Linked DNA regions of Mus musculus: region 1 is linked to region 2. The links are chromatin loops, found by intact Hi-C in ENCODE. Cell type or tissue: gastrocnemius. All regions are shown on one strand. Each heading gives the region's core, and the rest is flanking DNA. Links, peaks and the distances in the headings are about the cores only. Region 1 holds the start of Eid2b (EP300 interacting inhibitor of differentiation 2B). Region 2 has its middle 5.9 kb from the start of Supt5.

Region 1 (10,486 bases), core at 1,012-9,011, 68 kb before region 2:
CCTGTGTTATTGCTAGTTCATTAGAATCACATTTATATATAACCTAGGAATAACTGCTGCCTTTAAGATACTGCTTTTTATATACCTTTCATTTTATAATCAGATACTTTTTATTTTAAAGTGTTTATCTTTAATGTGTCTGAGCTGTTGCCCCCATTTATATCTATGTTCACTTTGTGCATGCAGTGCCTCAGAAAGCCAGAAGGGGGCGTTGGATGCTTTGGAACTGGAATTATGTGCAACCTTTGAGATGCTGGAAGCCAAACTCAGGCCTTTACAAGAGCAACAAGCGCCCTCCGCCTCTGGCCATCTCTCCAGCCCCTCAGTCTTTCCTTTGAGCTGTGTTTTGTCATATTTGGTTCAAGACAGAATCTCACTTTTAATCCATGCCAGCCTGAAATTAAGGATTCACGTGTCTTATCTTCCAAAGGCTGGGGTTACAGGTGTGAGCTACCACATCGGTAAGATATGGAACTCTTCCAGCTAGGTGGTGTTGGTGCTTGCCTTGCCTTTAATCCCAGAAGAGGCAGGCCTGACCTATTGTTCTATAGCCAAGGCTACTCAGAGAAACTCGATAAAATAAAATAAATGGTGAATAAAAAGTTACAGAGGTCTTTCTGTTCAAATGATCTGTTTGCACGTTATTTTTTACTTATTTTTTGTTTTGTTTTTTCAAGACAAGATCTCTCTGTGTAGTCCTGGCTGTCCTGGAACTTGCTCTGTAGACCAAGCCCAGAACTCAGATCTGCCTGGCCCTGCCTCCTGCATGCTGGGCTTAAAGGTGTGTGCCACCACCACTGCCTGGCTGTTTTCATGTTTTTTAAAGACTTTATAGACCAAGTAGTGAGACCTCATGCCTGTAATCTCAGAACATAGGAGGATCACCACAAGTTTGATATTTGGCTAAATATCTTGGCTGGGGTCAGAAGTCTGTAGAATACTTGTTTCGCAAGGTTTGGTCCCAAACCCACATAGGAAAGATGAGGTGACACACACTCATAGCCCCAGCACAGGTGGTATAGACAGAGGATTCCTGACGTTCTCTGACAAGCCAGCAGCCCTGGGTTCCAGCAAGAGGCCTGCCACAGAAGACAGGTTGAACTATCACAAGGAGCACTGGGGGTTGACCTCTAACCTCCACATAAGCATGCACCTGCACACGCATGAAAGCAAGCGTGCACACAGATGTTTAAAAGCTTCTTTGTACCCTTGAGTCTAAATGTTTTATTTGGAGAGTATTAATATTGTTAGATGAATTCACCTGAAATTGGTCTTTCACAGGTCTAGTCGTTTGTTCCTAGATATCTCATCTGTTGTCTGCATGAATTCTGTGTACTTGAATGCCAGGTGCTCAAGGAGGCCACAGGAGGGCGTCTGACCCCTGGAACTGCAGTTACAGAAGGCCGAGCTGCTGTGTGAATGCTGGGAACTGAACCCAGGTCTGGCAGAGGAGCAGCCAGTGCTCTGAGCCATCTCTCCAGCCCCACTCAATAATGTTAGTTTGTCTGATGATTCTTCTCTAACTTTTCAGTGTGTGTTCATGTGTGTGGTGTACACATACATGTGTATGTGTGTCCATATGTGCAGAGGCCAGAAGAGGGTGTCAGGTAACCTCTATCACTTTCCTTGAGACTCTCACTGAACCTGGAGCTAAGCTGATGGCCTCCTTCTGTCTCTACCTCACAGAGGTGGGGTTATAGCACATGTGGCCATGCTCAGCTTTAACATGGATGCTGAGACCCAAATTTCAGGCCCTCATGAGTGACAGACAGTCTGATGGCCCCCATGGGTGACAGTCTGATGGCCCCCATGGGTGACAGTCTGATGGCCCCCATGGGTGACAGTCTGATGGCCCCCATGGGTGACAGTCTGATGGCCCTCATGGGTGACAGTCTGATGGCCCTCATGGGTGACAGTCTGATGGCCCTCATGAGTGACAGTCTGATGGCCCTCATGAGTGACAGTCTGATGGCCCTCATGGGTGACAGTCTGATGGCCCTCATGGGTGACAGTCTGATGGCCAGTCTTGGTTGTCAGTTTGACTTACCTGAGGAAAGGGCCGTCAGGTGAGGAATTTCCTTTAGCATTTTGGCCTTTGGGTAAGTCTCTGAGGCATTTCTTCATTGCCAATTGATGTAGAAAGGCCCAGCCCACTGTGGGCAGTGCCATCTGTAGGAAAAGTAGTTGGACAAGCCAGGAGAGGAAGCCAGTTAGCAGTGTTCCTCTGTGGCCTCTGCCTCAGTTCCTGCCTTGGCTTCCCTCAGGGATGGACTGAGTGTGACCTTAGAGTTATAAACTGAAATGAATCCTTTCTTCCCCACATTTGTTTTGATCAGTGTTTTATAACAGCAACAGAAAACACCAGGGCATACGGCAAGGGCTCTCACCCTGAGCCATCTCTCTGGCACTCTGACTTTTTTTTCCATGTGCATTGACATTTTGCCTGTATGTATTTTTATTATTATTATTATTATTATTATTATTATATGTAAGTACACTATAGCTGTCTTCAGACACTCCAGAAGAAGGCTTCGGATCTCATTACAGATGGTTGTGAGCCACCATGTGGTTGCTGGGATTTGAACTCAGGACCTTTGGGAGAGCATTCAGTGCTCTTACCCGCTGAGCCATCTCTCCAGCCCAGCCTGTATGTATTTTTGTGTGAGATCCCCTGGAACTGGAATTACAGACACTTCTGAACTGCCATGTGGGTTCTGGGAATTGAACCCAAGTTCCCTGGAAGAGCAGCCAGTGTTCCTAACCACTGAGCCATCTCTCCAGCCCTGCTCTGACTTCTGTTTGGCTCCTTGGCCACTGCATTCTGTTTAATGTGGTGAGTGACCATGACTTGTGAAAATGATTTCCATAGCCATCTATCCATAGTCTCTGGAGAGAAGGCTCAATAATTAAGAGCACTGTTGCTCTTACAGAGGACCCTAGTTCACTTCCTAGCAATTACATGTCAGCAGCTCACAATCACAAACATCTGCAATCCCAGCTCTAGGGGAGGGATCTGATGTCCTATTCTGGCCTGCACAGGCATCAGCCGTGCATGCATGCAGGCAAAACACTCACACACATAAAGCTAGAGAGGAAAGGAGTGGTTATCGGGGCTGGAGAGATGGCTCAGCAGCTGGAGCACTTGCTGCTCAATCGTGAGAACCAGAATTTGGATACCAGCACCCGTGTTGGGCAGCTCACAACCACCCTACAACTCCAACTCCCGTGGATCCAGTCCTCTTTTCTGGATGCCAAGGTCACCCACTATACTGGCTGGTTTTGTCTCAACTTGACACAAGCTGGAGTTATCACAGAGAAAGGAGCCTCCCTTGAGGAAATGCCTCCATGAGATCCAGCTGTAAGGCATTTTCTCAATTAGTGGTCAAGGGTGGGAGGGCCCATTGTAGGTGGTGCCATCTCTGGGCTGGTGGTCCTGGGTTCTATAAGAAAGCAGGCTGAGCAAGCCAGGGGAAGCAAGCCAGTAAGGAACATCCCTCCAGAGCCTCTGCATCAGCTCCTGCCTCCAGGTTCCTGCCCTGTGTGAGCTCCTGTCCTGGCTTCCTTTGGTGATGAACAGCAGTATGGAAGTCTAAGCTGAATTAACCCTTTCCTCCCCAACTTGCTTCTTGGTCATGATGCTTTGTGCAGGAATAGAAACCCTGAGTTAGACACCCACACACGTGTACATACACATTCACACAAAAGTACATAAGCACACACCTATAAATAAAAATAACACATTTTTAAAAAGAAAGCTTGTTGAATTTTGTCAAAGGCCTCCTCAGGTTATGAACATAACAGACATGGTACAACTTGTAATCCCAGCAGCAGCAGGGAGCAGCAGGGAGCAGCAGCAGCAGCAGGGAGCAGCAGGGAGCAGCAGCAGCAGCAGGGAGCAGCAGCAGCAGGGAGCAGCAGGGAGCAGCAGGAAGGTGCTAACTTGGAGGACAACTTGTGCTCTGTAGCAAGACCCTGTTTCAAAACCGAGAATCTACAGATGCCATCCTAGGTTATGTCAGATGCACCATGACGAATTATGGGATCATGTTGAGACTAACACAGCATGGTCTTTATATTCTTTTCAATTTTACTAACAAGCTTTTTTGTGTGTATGACAGGGTCTCACTGTGTGTAGCCCTAGATGGATTAGAACTCTATGTAGACCAGGGTGACCTTGAACTCACAGAGCTCCTCCTGCCTCAGCCTCAAGTGCTGATTGAGCCCAGAGCAGCACCACTGAGCTACACTCCCAGGCAGTACGAGTGCATCTCCCACAGTATATACATAGTGCCAGAAGACAGCTTGCAGGAGTTGGCCTTCCTCCCACTCTGTGGGTCCAGGGGATGCAACTGAAGACATCCTCAGCATTACCTGCTGAGCATCTCGCTGGTCCTCTAACCCTAGGCTTATTTTTACTTTGAGTCATGGTCTTAGTTGCCCAGACTGTCCTTGAAGTCTGTAGCCCAGGCTACCCTTGAACTTTTTCGGCATTGGACACCTAGGTAGCTGGGGTTACAGGCTTGAGCTCCAGATGCGAGTGTTGGGGACAGCATTGACAGGTTGGAGACATGTGGCCTCTGGGTTCCTCAAAGGCACGAGAAGGCAGGTGCAGAGTTGATTACGTGGCGGAGATACAGCTGCATTTCAGACTCTTAGCACACTTTTCACATTAGCCCAGGCTGGCCTAGAACTTGCCAAGTAGCCCAGGACGAACATAATCTCATCTTCCTGCCTCTACCTCCCAAAGACTGGGATTGCAGCTGTGCTCCACCACGGGTAGCCCTCTTGTTTTCTGAGATTATCGACAGGCAGTGGCCACCCTAGGAGATTCAACAGTGTATTACACTCAAGTAAGGGAAGTGCTGCCACTGCGTGGGGGAAAGAGGCATGGAAGTGCCGAGAGAAACGGCTACACCAACCGTAACGAGCAAAAATGAAGAAAATATGCCAGCAAGATGGATCACTAGGTAGAGGCATTCACTTGCCAAACCTGACAACCTGAGTTTGGGTCCACATGGTAGGATGGAACTGACTCCTAAAAGTTATCTTCTGATCTCCATACACCTGCCGTGGCTCGAACTCGTGTGCGCACTCAAAGCTAAATGTGACACAGAAGCCAGAGTAGAGCACAACTGACTAGCACCTTGAGTTCAATAAGGTTGGAAGGAGAGAAGGCCACGACGTTGACCTTGACCTCCACAGCTGCACGGTTCCGACTTACACAGACACACTAAAAAACAGTCCGGAGATTAAAAGCACTTTTTCTTTCAGACAACCCAGGTTCAGTTCCCAAAACCTGTGTGGTAGCTCAAAACTACCTTGCTTCCTCCCTCCCCACCTTTCCTTCCCCCTCCCCTCTCTCTCTTCTCTGTCTCTCAGATAGGGGTCAAACCCAAGACCTTACACCCTAGGCAAGTTCTCAGCCACTGAGCTATCTCTAGCCCAGTTCACAAACACCCTGGAACTCTAGTTACCGATACCGTCTTCAGATTTTCTTAGGATCCAGACACACATATGGCTTACATATACAGATATGTAACAAAACATCCATATATGTGTTTGTTTGTTTGTTGAGACGGGGTTTCTCTGTCCTGGATCTGGCTCCAGAGATCCACCTGCTTCTGCCTCCGGAGTGCTGGTATTAAAGGCGTGCGCCGCCACCACCGCTAATTCCAGTTTTCTGGAGGCAGAAGCAGGCAGATCTGAGTGTATATATGAGTTCCAGGCCAGCCAAATGTACATGGACGCTGCCTCAAACAAGGCAATAAAATAATAATAATAATAATAATAATAATAATAATAATAATAATAATAATAATAATAAATTAAAGTATGTGATGCCGCCCCTGCTGGTTCAGAACTTGAGGCGGCCGTGGCGGTAATGGCACATGGCACCCCTAGAGGGCGATAGAGGTCCGGGCACCCGTCCTTGCGCAAGCACTTTTGTTTTCCAGGGCGCCGAGGCCCGCGCATGCGCACATCTTCACGCTGCCGCCGGAGCCGGTGCTTCTGAGGATTCAACGGTGGCAATGTCCGAGCTTCCCGGAGAGAGCAGGATCCCGGACCTGAGCCCCATGAACGGCGTCGGCGACGTCCTGCAGGTGGGACTGGGCGGAGGCAGTCCGGTCCCCGAAGCCCAGGAAGACCCGCTGGCCACAGCCTCCCAGCCCATGGCGCCGGCCCCGGGCCTGGCTCCCGGGCAGTTCCCCGGCGTGGCGGGCCTGATGGCGATCCCGCACGTCCACGCGCCGCTCCTCCTCCTAGAGCTGTACGAGCAGCGGATGTTCCAACACTATCTGCACACCAACCCCCTGATCCCCACCAGGCTGCTCCACGAAATCGAGGAGCGCCGCCGGCTGTTCGTGGAGGGCTGCAGGGCCAGGGAGGCGGCCTTCGACGCCAACCCCCCGCAGATGGACTCGCACGCCCGCGCCTTCATGCTGGCGCTCACGGCCTCCGACGCCCGCGGCCCCAACGCCGACTGAGGGGTGGCCTTCACCTATAACCTCCGAGGAAGGAGGCCGGAGGACCGGACTTCAAGGTCATCCTCCGCCATGTAGCGAGTTGGAGGCCAGCCTGGGCTACAGGAGACTGTCTTTTAAAAATAAAAAATAAAAATAAAAGATTGGTGGCCAGGAAGTCAGGTGACTCCTAGAATCAAGGGCAAAGGCAGATGTCTGGGCAAATGTCATGAGGTGGGGAATCCATGCCAGAATCCAGCCGTGGGCAGGGTGGAATGAAGCAGGCCGGGAGAGAGAAGGGCACTTGAGGCTTGAGGCTGACAAGCAAAGAGGACTCTTCTGACTTCCACCTTGTGACTGTCAGCAATCTTTCCCTCCCCTGCATTTGTTGAAAATCATGGTTGCTTCACTGCGAAGGACGATGGTTTTGCAAAGATGAAGTCTAAGAAATATCAATGAAAAAGACCATAGAAATCAGCGGAGATGCGGGAAGAAACCAGGGGATGTGCTTGCTAGATTCTGTTCCTCCCGGGTTTTACTGAGTAAGAAGAAAGCTGTAAACCACTTGGACATTTCAGAATTGAGGGTCGTCCCATCGTCAGCTGACAAGATCCATGTATCGTTACTTCTTGTGTTTGATGTTCTGTAGACGAGTTGTAAATATTCAGATAGGGAAAACCATGTATGTGTTGTGAGATGAATATTTTTCCAGACCTTGTGTAGTTGTAACCATGCGGAAATAGATGAGTGATTATTTAAATAATACAGACACAAGACTCAAATTCTGCAAAAGATACTATGGGAAGTTAAACTTATCTGCCAAATTGAAAATAGGTATCCATACAGATTTGTGTTTTCTGTAGGGTTTTTCAAACAGATTTTATAAGGCATATATGAACTGGTACCAGTCTAGTTATCCCCCAATCTTGGGTGCTGAGGATGGACCCCAAGCCTTCTTGCCCTGCTCCCATTCCTTCTGAATCAAGGTAGGGTAGGGTTTTGGCTCAGTGGTTAAAGGTGTCTGCTGCTAAGCCTTATTACTGAATTTGATCCCTGGACCCAAGAGGTGAAGGTGGAAGAATCCACACCCATTTCCTCCAAGCACCACTGGTGCACATCCACGTGCAATGTAAACAAATCTACATAGTACGTACATATATCAGCATCTGAGGTTTGATATGTTCAGTTATCATGGAAGTAATTCTATATAGGTTTTTTTTTTTAATGACTACTATTTAAGTCTGTATCAACATATTTAATGAACTAGTTGTCTTCTGGACATCTGGGTTGTTTGAAAATGTTTCCTTTTGGTTGTTTTAAAGATTTATGTGTATGTGTGTGAGCCTGCATGCATACGTGTGTACCGTGTCCATGCAAGAGACTGAGGAGACCAGAAGAGGGTGTTGGGTCTCCCAGAACTACAGTTTCAGGCAGCTGTGAGCCCCGATGTTGGTTCTGGGAACTGAACCCACTCCACTGAGTCATGTCTCCAGTCTTATTTTTTGTTGTTGGAAATAGGGTCTCTCTTTGTAGCTCTGGCTGGTCTAGAACCTGCTAAATGGGTAGACCAGGCTAGCCTTGAACTCACAGAGATCCTCCTGTCTCATACCTAGCTATTATGTGGTTTTCTGGGGGGTGGGAGGAGGGGAAGGGGTTGTTTTGGGGTTTGTTCATTGGGGTTTTTTGTTTGTTTTTTTGGTTTGTTTCTTTGTTGTTGATTTTTGAGATGAGGTTTCACAGAACTGTGGCTGATGACGAATTCCTTGATCTACTTCCCAGGTCCTGGAACTAAGGGTGGGTCACTGCCCCTGGCGTTGCTTTGGTAACATTCTGTGTTGCGTTTGCTCTTTCCTTAGACTTAAACGGAGCAGTTACAGGGCAAAAGCATTGCTGTTTGTCTTAAGGATTCCCTGCCCTCTTTGTGCCTCTGTCTACTTCCATTCACCAAGGAACTCTGGGCCTCTTTCTCCACAACAGTCTTGGCTTTGGGAAAAACTCACACTAAGAGCACTGACTGCTATTCTGAAGGTCCTGAGTTCAAGTCCCAGCAACAACATGGTGGCTCACAACCATCCATAATGAGATCTGATGCCTTCTTCTGGGGTATCTGAAGACAGCTACAGTGTACTTACATATAATAAATATTTTAAAGGGGGGGGGGCAGTCGGAGATGGGTGTGATGGCACACCCCTGTAACCTCAATGCTAAATACTCTGGAGGCTGAGACAAGCTGGTCCAGAGCTTAGGCCAGGGATGGCAGGCGGCACATGACCTCAATCCCTGCACACAGCAGCAAGCAGATCTCTATGAGTTTGAGGCCAACCTGGTGTACCCAAGTTCCAGAACCACCTTGGTTCCATAGTGAGATCTTCAAACGATAAAAAGTCTAGAGCAGCCTGTGCAATTGAGCAGAGAACTAGAAAACGTGCTCAGTGGGTAAACGGTTTGCCAAGAAGCCTGGTGGTCCCGGGAACCATGTGAAGCTGCAAGGGCTGGCCCCTCCAGAGGTGTCAGTCACTCTCCACATGCGCATTACCACACAGTAAACCTTTAACTCACCCACCCCTCTGAAGTAGGTCACGGATGGTTTCTCAGCCTTGACGGCATTTGATGCTTCTGTCCTGCAGGGATGTTTGTAGCTGTACAGGCTCAACCCTTGCTGCTTCCTGCCTGATGCACAATGGCCTTGCCACACGAGTATAGTTGACAGCTCCAGTCTCAGACTCAGAAAGCTAGGGCAGGATGGTTGAGTTTGGGGCTAGCCTGACACTTCATTGTGAGACCCCCATCTGGGGGGAAAAATGTTGGCCACTGTGAATGGTAAAAGGGACATGCTGACATCAGCCTTCACTGGGACACTTGCAGCTCTGGGAGCACCGGGTCTTCAGAGACTTGTACTCTCCCCTATTTTGACAGGGAGAGGGGTTCAAGACAGGGTCACTGGGTAACCCTGGCTGTGCTGGAACTCCATAGACCAGGCTGACCTCAAACTCAGAGATCCACCTGCCTCTGCCTTCTGAGTGCTGGGACTGAAGGCGTGTGCCAACACCACCTGGCCTTTCTTTTTTTTTTTTTTCCTATAATGCAACATTAGGATCAGTGTGACAATTTCTTACCAAAACGGGTGGCATTTTTATTTGACCTGCATTAAATCTCTACATGAAGGACTTGGTGTCTGCACTAAATCTTATGCAGCCGCGTGGTCGTCTCAATTTGCTCCATGGCCTTGGGTTTTAAAGCTTTTAGAGGTCTTGAAGCATTTTTTGCTAAGAATATTTTGGGATTTATGGCTGGTGTGAATGAGGTTTTGTTTGTAAATGGCTCCCGGCATCCAGCTTGTCCAAAACACCTTTATCCATTACACTGCACCATCTTGCCTCCAACATCTCACAAATAAACCCTATCTTTTTTACTTACTTTTAAAATATTTATGCATATGAGTGTTCTGTTGGCATATTTGCAGAAGAGACCAGAGTTCATGACTACAGATGGTTGTGGGCCACCATGTGGTTTCTGGGAATTGAACTCAGGAGCAGCAGCCAGTGCTCTTAACCGCTGAGACGTCTCTCCAGCCCCCAATAAATTATATTTTTTAGATAGGATCTCACTACACATGTAGTAACCCTGGCTAGCCTGGAACTCACTATGTAAACCAGGCTGGCTTCTAGTTCACAAAGATCCTGCTGAAATGCTGAGATTAAATGCATGTGACACCACCTCAGACAGTTTTTTAAAACTCAGTAGTGGGCTGGCGAGATGGTTCAGTGGGTAAGAGCACTGACTGCTCTTCCGAAGTTCCTGAGTTCAAATCCCAGAAACCACATGGTGGCTCACAACCACCCGTAATGAGATCTGACGCCCTCTTCTGGTGTGTCTGAAGACAGCTACAGTGTACTTATTAATAGTAATGAATAAATCTTTGGGACTGAGCAAATGGAGTTGACCTGAGTGAGTGGGGCGACCAGAGCAACCGGAGCAAGCACAGGTCCTAAAAATTCAATTCCCAACAACCATATGAAGGCTCA
Region 2 (10,486 bases), core at 1,374-9,373:
TCAAATCCCAGCATCCACATGGTGACTCACAACCATCCATGACGAAATCTGATGCCCTCTTCTGGAGTATCTGAGGACAGCTACTGTGTACTTACATATAATAAATAAATAAATAAATCTTAAAAAAAAAAAGAAGAAGAGGAAGAAGAAGAAGAAGAACTGAAGGTGGACAGGCGAGCCAGGAGTTATGCACAAAACCATCACATTTATTTAATTCCGGACAGCCAAGGTTACACAGTGAAACACTGTAACCAAAACAAAACAATAAAACCTAAACTGGAGAGTTGGCTCAACCGCCAAAGAACGCTGGCTGCTGTGGAGCTGTGGTCAATTTCCAGCAGCTCACAACCCGCTTTCACTCCAGTCTCAGGGGAGCTAATGCTCGCCCTCTTCAGGCCTCGGCTGACATTGAATATCCACAGACATAAAAATTCAAGACAAGCCGGGCGGTGGTGGCGCACGCCTTTAATCCCAGCACTGGGAAGGCAGAGGCAGGCGGATTTCTGAGTTCGAGGCCAGCCTGGTCTACAGAGTGAGTTCCAGGACAGCCAGAACTGCACAGAGAAACCCTGTCTCGAACCCCCCACACACAAAAAAAAATTCAAGACAGAAAGTTAATAAAAGCAGCATGCTTGAGCAATCTAGATGGCTCATCAGATAAAGTATCTTGCTGAGAAACCTGACGATCTGAGTTCTATCCCTGGAACCTATATGATAGAAGGAAGATAGCCAAAAAGTTTTCTTCTGACCTCTGCATCCATGCTATAGTTGGAATACATGCACCCACTCATGTATGTGTGTATACATGTGTGTATATGGGTATATATACAATACATACACACATATATAACATTACATATGCATATAATATATATACAATAAGTTTAAATTTTTTAAGTCACGTGCTTCAGCTAGATATGGTGGTACCTACCTTGTAATACTGGCACTTGGCAGACTGAGGTAGGAGAATCTGAAGTCCCAATGGATCTAGACTACAAAACAGGACCCTTTCTCAAAACAACCAAATGGGAGAGGAGGAAGAAACAGTAAATTCCACCAAACTACTGAAAAGCACAAATTAACTTCAAAAACCATGTATGCACAGTGAAAGCAAAAGACGGTGGGATCTGGCAGAGGGTGTGATCCCATCCATACAGAACTCCAGAGCAAGCAAAGCCTAGCTATTCATAGGGAAAGCAGAGGAGTGGGTGTCTGAGCGCATGAGATGAAATGGAAGTCTGTCAGTGTCTGCCCGGGTGGGAGCGTTCACTGTACCTGGAGCCTTTTACTGCGTAAATCAGTGTCTGCCCGGAGGTGACCCGTTCAGGGTCGGTCTGAACTGCGCCCATGGAGTGAGATTATACAAAATGTTTAACGGATGGGAGCAGAAAGCAAGGGGGAGCAGGGTGGGCTGTTGCATTGACCAACCATATTTTTCTTTACAAGGGGTTTTGTTGGGGAAAAAGGGGGGCGGGGGAGGCCCTGGGGAAGAAGAGGGGGAGAAATATGCCACATCTGGCCAGAGTTCCTGTGCTCTGGGCAGGCGAACACGGGGAGACTGCCAGGCGCTTTCCACACGGCCCCGGGTGGGCATCTAAGCCTCTGACCCACGCTGCACACTGGTGAGAGTGGTGCAGCAGATCTAGATAGAGCAGAGACTCTCTATGGTTTAAGAGCTTTATTATAAAAATGCAGGGAGAAAGAGAGAAGGTAGAAAAGGAGAGAGAGAGAGAGCGAGAGGGAGGAAGAGAAGAGGAGAAAAAAAGACAAAGAGAAAGGAGAGAGGAGAGAAGACAAAGAGAGGGGAGAGAGAGGGTGAGAGTGAGGGGTAAGAGGTAAGAGTGGAAGAGGTAAGAGAGAGAGGTGGGGGCTGAACAGCCCTTTTATGGTCTTCACTGTTGCTAGGTAACTGGGGAGGAGTTTAGCCTGAAGGTCAGAAGCTTGGGCCATTGCTTACATGACTTCTACTGACCATGCTTCTCTTGTGGGGGGCTGTGGGATGCGGTAACTTAGGCAGGGGCCTGAGTTCCAGGAGCATGAGGGAATGCCTACCGTGTCATGTGGGTGAATTATCACCATTGGGGTTCAGACCTCAGCTCGACTGGAGGCCAGCCTGCAATTCCCCACAGGGTTAAGCAGGGAAGTTAACGGTGGTAATTGGGCCATATGCCAGTCACCTAGTTTCAGGGTCCTTGGGTCAGTTTTGCGTCAGGTCCCCTCCTGGACTCTGACCTAGAACAAAGGAGTTGGGCAAGCTCCACACAGTCAATTAAGTCAGGACGGGCAGCACATTTATGACTTGTGTGTTTAGATAACGGGAATACAGCATCTTTTCTCTTTACATCCTTCACTGGCTAACAGACAAACAGGAAATGTCTGAAGAAGCTGGAGGGGAGTTGGGTTCCAGGGCCTGGGAACATGAACTCAGTTTTGATCCTGCCCGTACAGTGGAGTTCCTCCTGAGATCAGGAAATTACCTCCTAACAGGTTCAGGAAGGCTAGCGCGGTCAGCAATGGAGGTTGGCGAGCTGCCGCATGGTGGAAGGAAAGAGCACTTTCTCCAGAGTGGAAAAGCTCGGAGCGTAAGGAAACCACACTCAGGGTTTTAACAGTTGGTGGGAGAAAATACAAGTGAGGTGGGAGGGGAAGGAGGAAGAAGAAGGAGGAGGAGGAGGAGGAGGAGGAGGAATCCTTGAGTTACAGCTCAGGAAAGTTCACAGGGCTGGAGAGGTGCCTCGTCCTTTAAGAGCATTGGCCTTTCTTATAGAGGACTCTGGTGCCATTCCCAGGACCTACATAGCCGCACACAACTGTTTGTAACTCTATTTCCAGTGACTTCATCACTTTCTTCCAGCCTCCATAGGCACTGTACATGTGATACACAGACACCCAGACATCAAGACACTTGTACACATAAAATACTTACAAAACAAAACAGAAAACAGTGCTGCACATGTGGATTTCTGTAGGCTGCTGCCTTGGAATGTATTTACTTTTTTAAACCAGATTCGGGATTGAACCTAGAACTTAACATGTTGATTCAAGTGCCCTAGCATGCCAGGAGCCAGCCCTGGCAGGGTCAGGTACTGAGATGGGACATAGTGCTGGACACTATCTGGCCTTGTAACTCTCTCTTAGTGTTCTGGGGGCTAGAAGCTGTTGGCCTCTGACGACTTAACTCTCCCCCTCCCCCTCCCCCCTCCCCCTCCCCCTCCCCCTCCCCCTCTCCTGTGGCTAAAAGCCACTGGTTTCTGGCAATTGATTCCTGCTGATAGCTGCAGGGGGTTAAGAAAAACAACTTTAGTTACTTGGCTCTTTTCTCTTTGGCTCAAGGGCCCCTCACTTGCCAGTCAAGAGGCTTAGAGTTAATTCACTCTTTGTGAACCACAGAGAAAAGAAAAAAGAAACGAAAAACAGGAAAAGTGAAAGACCAGACACATATACTGGATGAAGATGAAGAAGGCTACACTCCCTGTTTTATTGTGGTTCTTAGTTCTTATACTTTCTCAGAATACTTAATTACATGGTACTCAAAGAATTTTTATATTCCATAAGTTCATAATAAGTTTAGGTCAGTAGTTCATATCATAAATCAATAAGACTTAAAGAACTACAGGAGAATTGTTTACATGTCTTTCTATTAAGACTAGTACCAGGGCTGGTGAGATGGCTCAGCAGGTAAGAGCAGATAAGACTGCTCTTCCTAAGGTCCTGAGTTCAAATCCCAGCAACCACATGGTGGCTCACAACCATCCGTAACAAGATCTGACTCCCTCTTCTGGTGTGTCTGAAGACAGCTATACTGTACTTACATATAAATAAATAAATAAATCTTAAAAAAAAAAAAAAAAAAGACTAGTACCTAGCTGGGTGTGGTGGCTCACTCCTTTAATCCCAGCACTCAGAGGCAGAGGCAGGCAGGCAGATTTCTGAGTTCAAGGCCAGCCTGGTCTACAGAGTGAGTTCTAAAGAAGCACTTACAATGGCTAAAAGGTCTTCTTCTTGTCACTTCCTTTTATGAAACCATATATAATGATAGCCATAGTGAACACCCTAGCTACCACTGGGACAGGACTTGACTGTGTAAGCAAGACCCGAATGCAGTCTCCAGAGAGGTAAATTCTTGTAAACAAGTGTCTGGAATCAAGCATGCCTCAGTCATGGAAGCCAGATGAGGACTTTTTGTTTGTTTGTTTGTTTTGTTTTTTGAGACAGGGTTTTTCTGTATAGCCCTGGCTGTCCTAGAACTCACTTTGTAGAACAGGTTGGCCTCGAACTCAGAAATCTGCCTGCCTCTGCCTCCCAAGTGCTGGGATTAAAGGCGGATTTTTGAGTTAGAGGCCAGCCTGATCTACAAAGTGAGTTCCAGGACAGCTAGGGCTATACCGAGATGTCTTTGTAAGAGTGGGGTTGGCACAGATGCAGCAGTATGGAAGCCTAGAAGATGAGGGTCATGCTTACCTGTGTTCCTATGGAAATTTGGAATATTTGTTCTATATAGATTTCTATTCACTTTTCAAACATGATACTGTAAGACCCCCAGATGCTGGGCCTCTGCTCAAGTCCCAGGATGAGCTGGCCAACACCCCAATGTCCCGAGAGAAAACCACACCTGATGCATATTGCAAGAGGTTTTATTATCAGCTAGCTGAGGATGAAGTCCCTCTGCCACGCAGGGCAGGGGAGTTCGACCCTGAGCGGTGACAGTAGGGGGCTTTTAACAGCTAGGTGAGGAATTGGGAGGACTTGGGAAGAGTTGGGAGGAGTTGGGAGGAGTTGGGAGGAGAGTTCTTCTCTTCCAGGTGTCCTTGGTGAAATTTACAAGGCAGGAGTGGGGAGTGAGCTTTTTCTGAATTCTTATCTCCTTGTCCTCCACACAGGAAGGCAGGCATCTTTGGTTGTAAAGTATAGAAACAAAAGGCTTTTTGCTGGCTATAGAGAACAAAGAACTTCTTTCTGGCTGTATTTTTATTTATTTTATTTATTTATTTATTTATTTATTTATTGGTTTTTCGAGACAGGGTTTCTCTGTATAGCCCTGGAGGCTGTATTTTTAGAGATCAGGGAAAACAAGCTTGGAGAACACTCAGGGGCTTTACCTTCCAGGGAGAAACGCTCTAAGTCGGGGTCCTACAATACTAACATGTGCCCCTTGGCAGCTTGTACACTGCCAAGTATTTGTAGCTTGTACACTGTCAGAATGGGTCAAAAGCTTACACTGTGACCCGTTTTGAAAATGAAGTATCTTGAAATAATTAGAAAACAAGAGAAGAATGTGGCTGGATGGGATATAGCTTCAGGCTCAGCATTCAGAGGTCTGTGGCAGAAGGATAGAAAGTACAAGGTCAGGGGCTAGCGAGATGGCTCTGTGTTTAAGAGCACATGCTGCCCTGACAGAGGACCAATATTTACTTCGAAAATCCACATCTTACAATTCATAACTGCCTGTAACACCAGCTCCAGGGAATATGGTGCCCTCTTCTGGCCACTGCCGGAATTGCACTTACATGTAGAAACTATAGCTACATATATATGTATAATCAATAAATACATATAGCCAGCCATGGTGGCAGAACGCAGCTTTAATCCCAGCTCTCAATAGGCAGAGGCTGATCTCTGAGTTGGTGGCCAGCAATAAAACAACAACAACAACAACAAAAACCCAAGCCCGGCATGGTGGCGCACACCTTTAATCCCAGCACTCGGGAGGCAGAGGCAAGTGGATTTCTGAGTTTGAGGCCAGCCTGGTCTACAAAGTGAGTTCCAGGACAGCCAGGGCTACACAGAGAAACCCTGTCTCAAAAAACAAAACAAAAAAAACCAAAAATAAATATTATAATAATAACAATAATAATAAATTCTAGCACACAGAAGAAACAGTTTATCTTTGTAAGTTCAAAGCCAGCCTGTTCTACAAAGAGAGTTCCAAGACAAACAGAACTGCATAATAGAGACTCTGTCTCAAAAAGACCAAAAACAACGAAAAAGGGAAGCTCAAAGTCATCTTGGCCTGCACAGAGAGAGCATCTTTTTGGCTACACAGGAAAAATGTGGCCCACATAGGGAGAATAGCTCAATAAAATAAAACTATAATGTAATATATTTGTTAATGTTATTTGAATATAATATAATGCAGGACTTTTAACTTTTTTGAAAATACAATTTTTTTAAAGATTTATTTATTTATTATATGTAAGTACTCTGTAGCTGTCTTCAGACACTCCAGAAGAGGGAGTGAGAGCTCATTACGGATGGTTGTGATTGCTGGGATTTGAACTCAGAACCTTCGGAAGATTAGTCAGTGCTCTTAACCACTGAGCCATCTCTCCAGCCTGAAAATATTTTTTTTTATGTGCATGAGTATTTTGCCTGCACTACCTGGATACCTGGTTGCTTGGAGAGGTCAGAAGCACCCGGCCCCTTGGAAATGGACTTATAGGCAGTTATGTGCCAACATGTGGGGCTGGGAACCAAAGTCAGGTCTTCTAGAAAAGGAATTAGCATACTTCACCATGGAGCCATCTCTCCAGGCCCACAGGACTTATAAAACACAGATGCTCAGCCGGGCATGGAGGCACATGCCTTCAATCCCAGCACTCGGGTGGCAAAGGCAGGCAAATTTCTGAGTTCAAGGCCAGCCTGGTCTACAGAGTGAGTCCCAGCTCTGTAGTAGATTACTTGATTGGCATGCACAAGTTCATAGGTCCAGCTCCCAGCATCCCTGTTCTCTCAGAAATACCAATCAATAGCTCTTGGGAGGTGGCAGCTAAAGGTTCAAGAATTCAAGGTCATCCATCCTTGGCTACAAATCAAGTTGAAGGCTACTTTTACCAAAAAAAGAAAGAAAGAAAAAAGGTGGGGGGGGGTTAAGGGTTTGGCCAGAACAGGCTGTATTTATTGAGGATGTATTTATTGAGCAGGCAGGGCCCTTGGTGGCCACTGGCAAGCAGGACCTCAGAGCCTCAGTGAGCACTGTCACAGAAACACAGCAGTCCCTACCCACTGGCTTTCCTCAAACCATCCTGATGTGGCTGACATTCTTAGCAGACCAGACTTGCTGAGCAGAGTGACCTGGTGTCTCCAGCGGGGACCTGGTCCCAAACCTCCCAAGGTTTCTATTGCATAGCTTGGGACAAGCCTGCTCACTTTTCTGGGCCTAAATTTCCTTATCTGCAAAATTTCTCTTATCGCCAAACGATCTCGCCCTAAAGAATGACGTAGCCTGTAGGAGCTCTGTGTGCCAGTTAGAAAGACATCCCTTCAATCAGATTTTTATAGGATGTATGTATGTATGTATGTATGTATGTATGTATGTATGTATGTTTGTATGTCTGCATGACAGCAGAGGGACATCAGATCCTATTGTAAATGGTTGTGAGCCACCATGTGGTCACTAGAAATTGAACTCAGGACCTCTAGAAGAACAGAGAGTACTCTTAATTGCTGTACTATCACCATGCTTTTTTTTTTTTTAATTAAAAAATTGGGGCTGGTGAGATGGCTCAGTGGGTAAGAGCACCCGACTGCTCTTCCGAAGGTCCAGAGTTCAAATCCCAGCAACCACATGGTGGCTCACAACCATCTGTAACAAGATCTGACTCCCTCTTCTGGTGTGTCTGAAGACAGCTACAGTGTACTTACATATAATAATAAACAAATCTTAAAAAAAAAAAAATTATTGGGGGCTGGCGAGATGGCTCAGCGGGTAAGAGCACTGACTGCTCTTCCGAAGGTCCTGAGTTCAAATCCCAAAAACCATATGGTGGCTCACAACCACCCATTATGAGATCTGGTGCATCTGAAGACAGCTATAATGTACTTATGTATAATAATAAATAAATCTTTTTTAAAAATTATTATATTTGCCGAGTATGTTGGGTCATGCCCAATCCCGGCATTCTAGCATAGCACTTGAGAGATGGAGGCAGCTGGATCTCTGTGGCTTCAAGGCTAGTCTGGTCTACAAATGGAGTTCTAGGTCTGCCAGAAACACATAGTGAGGACCTGTCTCAAAAATATATATATATTATTGGGGCTGGAGAGATGGCTCAGTGGTTAGGAGCAGGAGCACGTGCTGCTCTTCCAGAGGTCCTGGGTTTAATTCCCAGCACCCACATGGCAGATCACGGCTGTCTGTAAGTCCAGTTCCACAGATGGATTCAGGCAAAGCGCTAATGCCTATAAAATAACCTATAAAATAAAAATAAAAAGATCTATCCATATCTATATCTATCTATCTACCTATCTATCTATTATTTTATTTTATGTGGATGGATGTTCTACCTGTATACATATCTATGTACCACATTTGTTCAGTGCCGCAGAGGCCAGAAGAAATTGTCTAATTCTCTGAACCTGAAATTACAGACAGTTAGTTATAAGGTTGGGGGCTAAGGCAGGAGCATCATTAGAAATTCCCAGCCAACTCAGAATATATAGCTGGTTTCCACAAACTGGGTATGATCGTGTAATCTCTGTAGCTAAGAGACAGAAGCAAGAGTATCAGGAATTCAAGGTCATATGTTGGAGGCCAGCCAGGCCAACAAAATATCCTGTTTCACAACACTCATAGAGTGTGCTGGAGAGAGATGGCTCAGCAGTTCAGAGATTGTATGGCTCATGTTCAGTTGTGACGTTCTGTTGGGAAGCTCACACTGACTGTAAATCCAGCGGATTTGATGCCTTCTTCCAACCTCTTTGGGTACCTGGGTACCTGACTTCTTTGGGTCTGTGTACACACACACACACACACACACACACACACACACACACACACACACACACACAGGAGAGGGGAAGGAGGGGAGAGGAGGGGAAGAGAGTGAGAGAGGGAGCATAAATCTTTTTGTTTGTTTTTTGAGACAGGGTTTCTCTGTGAGGCCCTGGCTATCCTCAAACTCAGAACTCCGCATGCCTCTGCCTCCCAAGTGCTGGGATTAAAGGCGTGCACTACCATGGCCTGGCTAGTAAAAGAAATCTTAAAACACACTCAAATGCCGGGCATGGTGGCCCAGCACTCTGGAGGCAGAGGCAGGCAGATTTCTGAGTTTGAGGCCAGCCTGGTCTACAAAGTGAGTTCCAGGACAGCCAGGACTATACAGAGAAACCCTGTCTCGAAAAACAAAAAACAAACAAACAAAAGGAAAAAGATGCGCCCTTTCCTTAAGACACTTAAAACTGGATGCAGAAGTACATACACATCTGTAGTCCCCGTACTGGGGAGGTGGAGGCAGGAGGATCAGGGATTCAAAGTCAGCTTCTCCTTAGCTATATTGTGACTTCCAGCCAGACTGGACTCCAAAAGAAATTGAGAGATGGAGCAGGGGAGTAGGGGGTGGGCTGTAAGGGAGTGGGTGGACAGAAGGACCCACCAGGGCAGGACAAAGAATTTTACTGCCATCTGCTGGAAGTTGACAAATATGAATCTATGATGTCCAGGACAAATATTGTGCTGTGTAGCCATCATATGTCTGCCCACCTCGGAGTTAGCCAGCCTAGAGAGAACACTCGCCAACGCACTCGGCACATTTAGAGTAGATCAGCACCTGGCGAAGAGCAAGCGCTGTTTAAGTGTGACTGTAATCAACATGATTATCACTTATGTGTCTGAAAGACGTTTATCTGCTGAAGATTGTGGTAGTGGGTCAGAAATCCAGAACATCAGCCCTACTGTTTCCTGTGAGCGTGTTCAAGCATGCATAACTGCTTGCACACAGAGCCCAGTGGTTTTCCCCTAACTTCCCAGCTCCAAGAAGGAGTTACCACTGCCAAGGCATGGTCACGCCAGTGTGGACAGTGCTATGCTTTGGTTTGGGCTGGCCTGGAGCACTGACCTTTAATCCAGAGATCCACTGTGTGTCTTCCATCTTATTACATTCAAGTGTGTGTCTGTGTATGCGCGTGCACATGTGGAGCTTGGAAGACAGCCTGCAGGAGTTTGTTCTCTCCTTCTACTCTGTGAGTCCCAGGAACCAAACTCGGGCCCTCAGGCTTGGGCATTTCGCTAGCTAGTTTCTTTTCTTTCTGAAGCAGGGTCACATGTAGCCCAGGCTGGCCAGATATTCATAATGAGGAGAGGATGGCGTCGGGATTCCTCCTGACCCTTCCTCCTCCTTCCAAGTGTTAGTGTTACAGGTGCACATGACCATACCTAGTCTTTTTGTTGACAACTCTGCCTTCCAAATGTCTCCACATCCCTTAATGTCCTCCACACCCTGTGCTGCAAGAGAAACTGAGGCAATCCTGAGAAGCTGTTGCCCAGTGACTTAGAACAATTCTGGGGTGGGTACTATGGAAAAGTTAAAAGCTGGTTTTCCTCAGGTTGGTAGGCTGGAGAATTCTGTGGAGTAAACACATAGAGCGGAGGGTTTAGAGGAGCATTACGGTCACTTGGAAGTTGGAAAGATGGTGGTTAAAAGCACTAACTGCTTTTCCTAGAGAGGACCTGAGTTTGGTTACAGGTACACAAGTTGGGTGTGGCTCAGAC

Evidence for each region. A loop is a pair of places that touch in the nucleus more often than their neighbours do. Peaks named below come from ENCODE experiments on the same cell type or tissue, not always from the same donor. Only the 100,000 strongest peaks of a DNase experiment are listed, where the experiment ranks them.
Region 1: a loop joins it to region 2, with 2.8 times the contacts of the local background. A loop is called at or near these places in 11 of 42 quality-filtered maps.

What each region holds. Positions count from the first base shown.
Region 1 is chr7:28,271,752-28,282,237 of GRCm38, forward strand. Eid2b (EP300 interacting inhibitor of differentiation 2B) reads left to right here and starts at 5,955. Exons shown (of 1, transcript NM_001177427.1): 1 at 5,955-8,378. The coding sequence starts at 6,030. The coding sequence ends at 6,485. In gastrocnemius, for the core only: a CTCF peak has its summit at 5,900; DNase peaks (open chromatin) are centred at 4,365, 5,951 and 6,676; H3K4me3 peaks cover 1,221 bases; H3K27ac peaks cover 973 bases.
Region 2 is chr7:28,339,394-28,349,879 of GRCm38, forward strand. No RefSeq gene overlaps it. Among named protein-coding and RNA genes, the nearest start is that of Supt5, 5.9 kb to the left of the region's middle. In gastrocnemius, for the core only: a CTCF peak has its summit at 5,484 (motif pointing left); a DNase peak (open chromatin) is centred at 5,484; H3K27ac peaks cover 367 bases.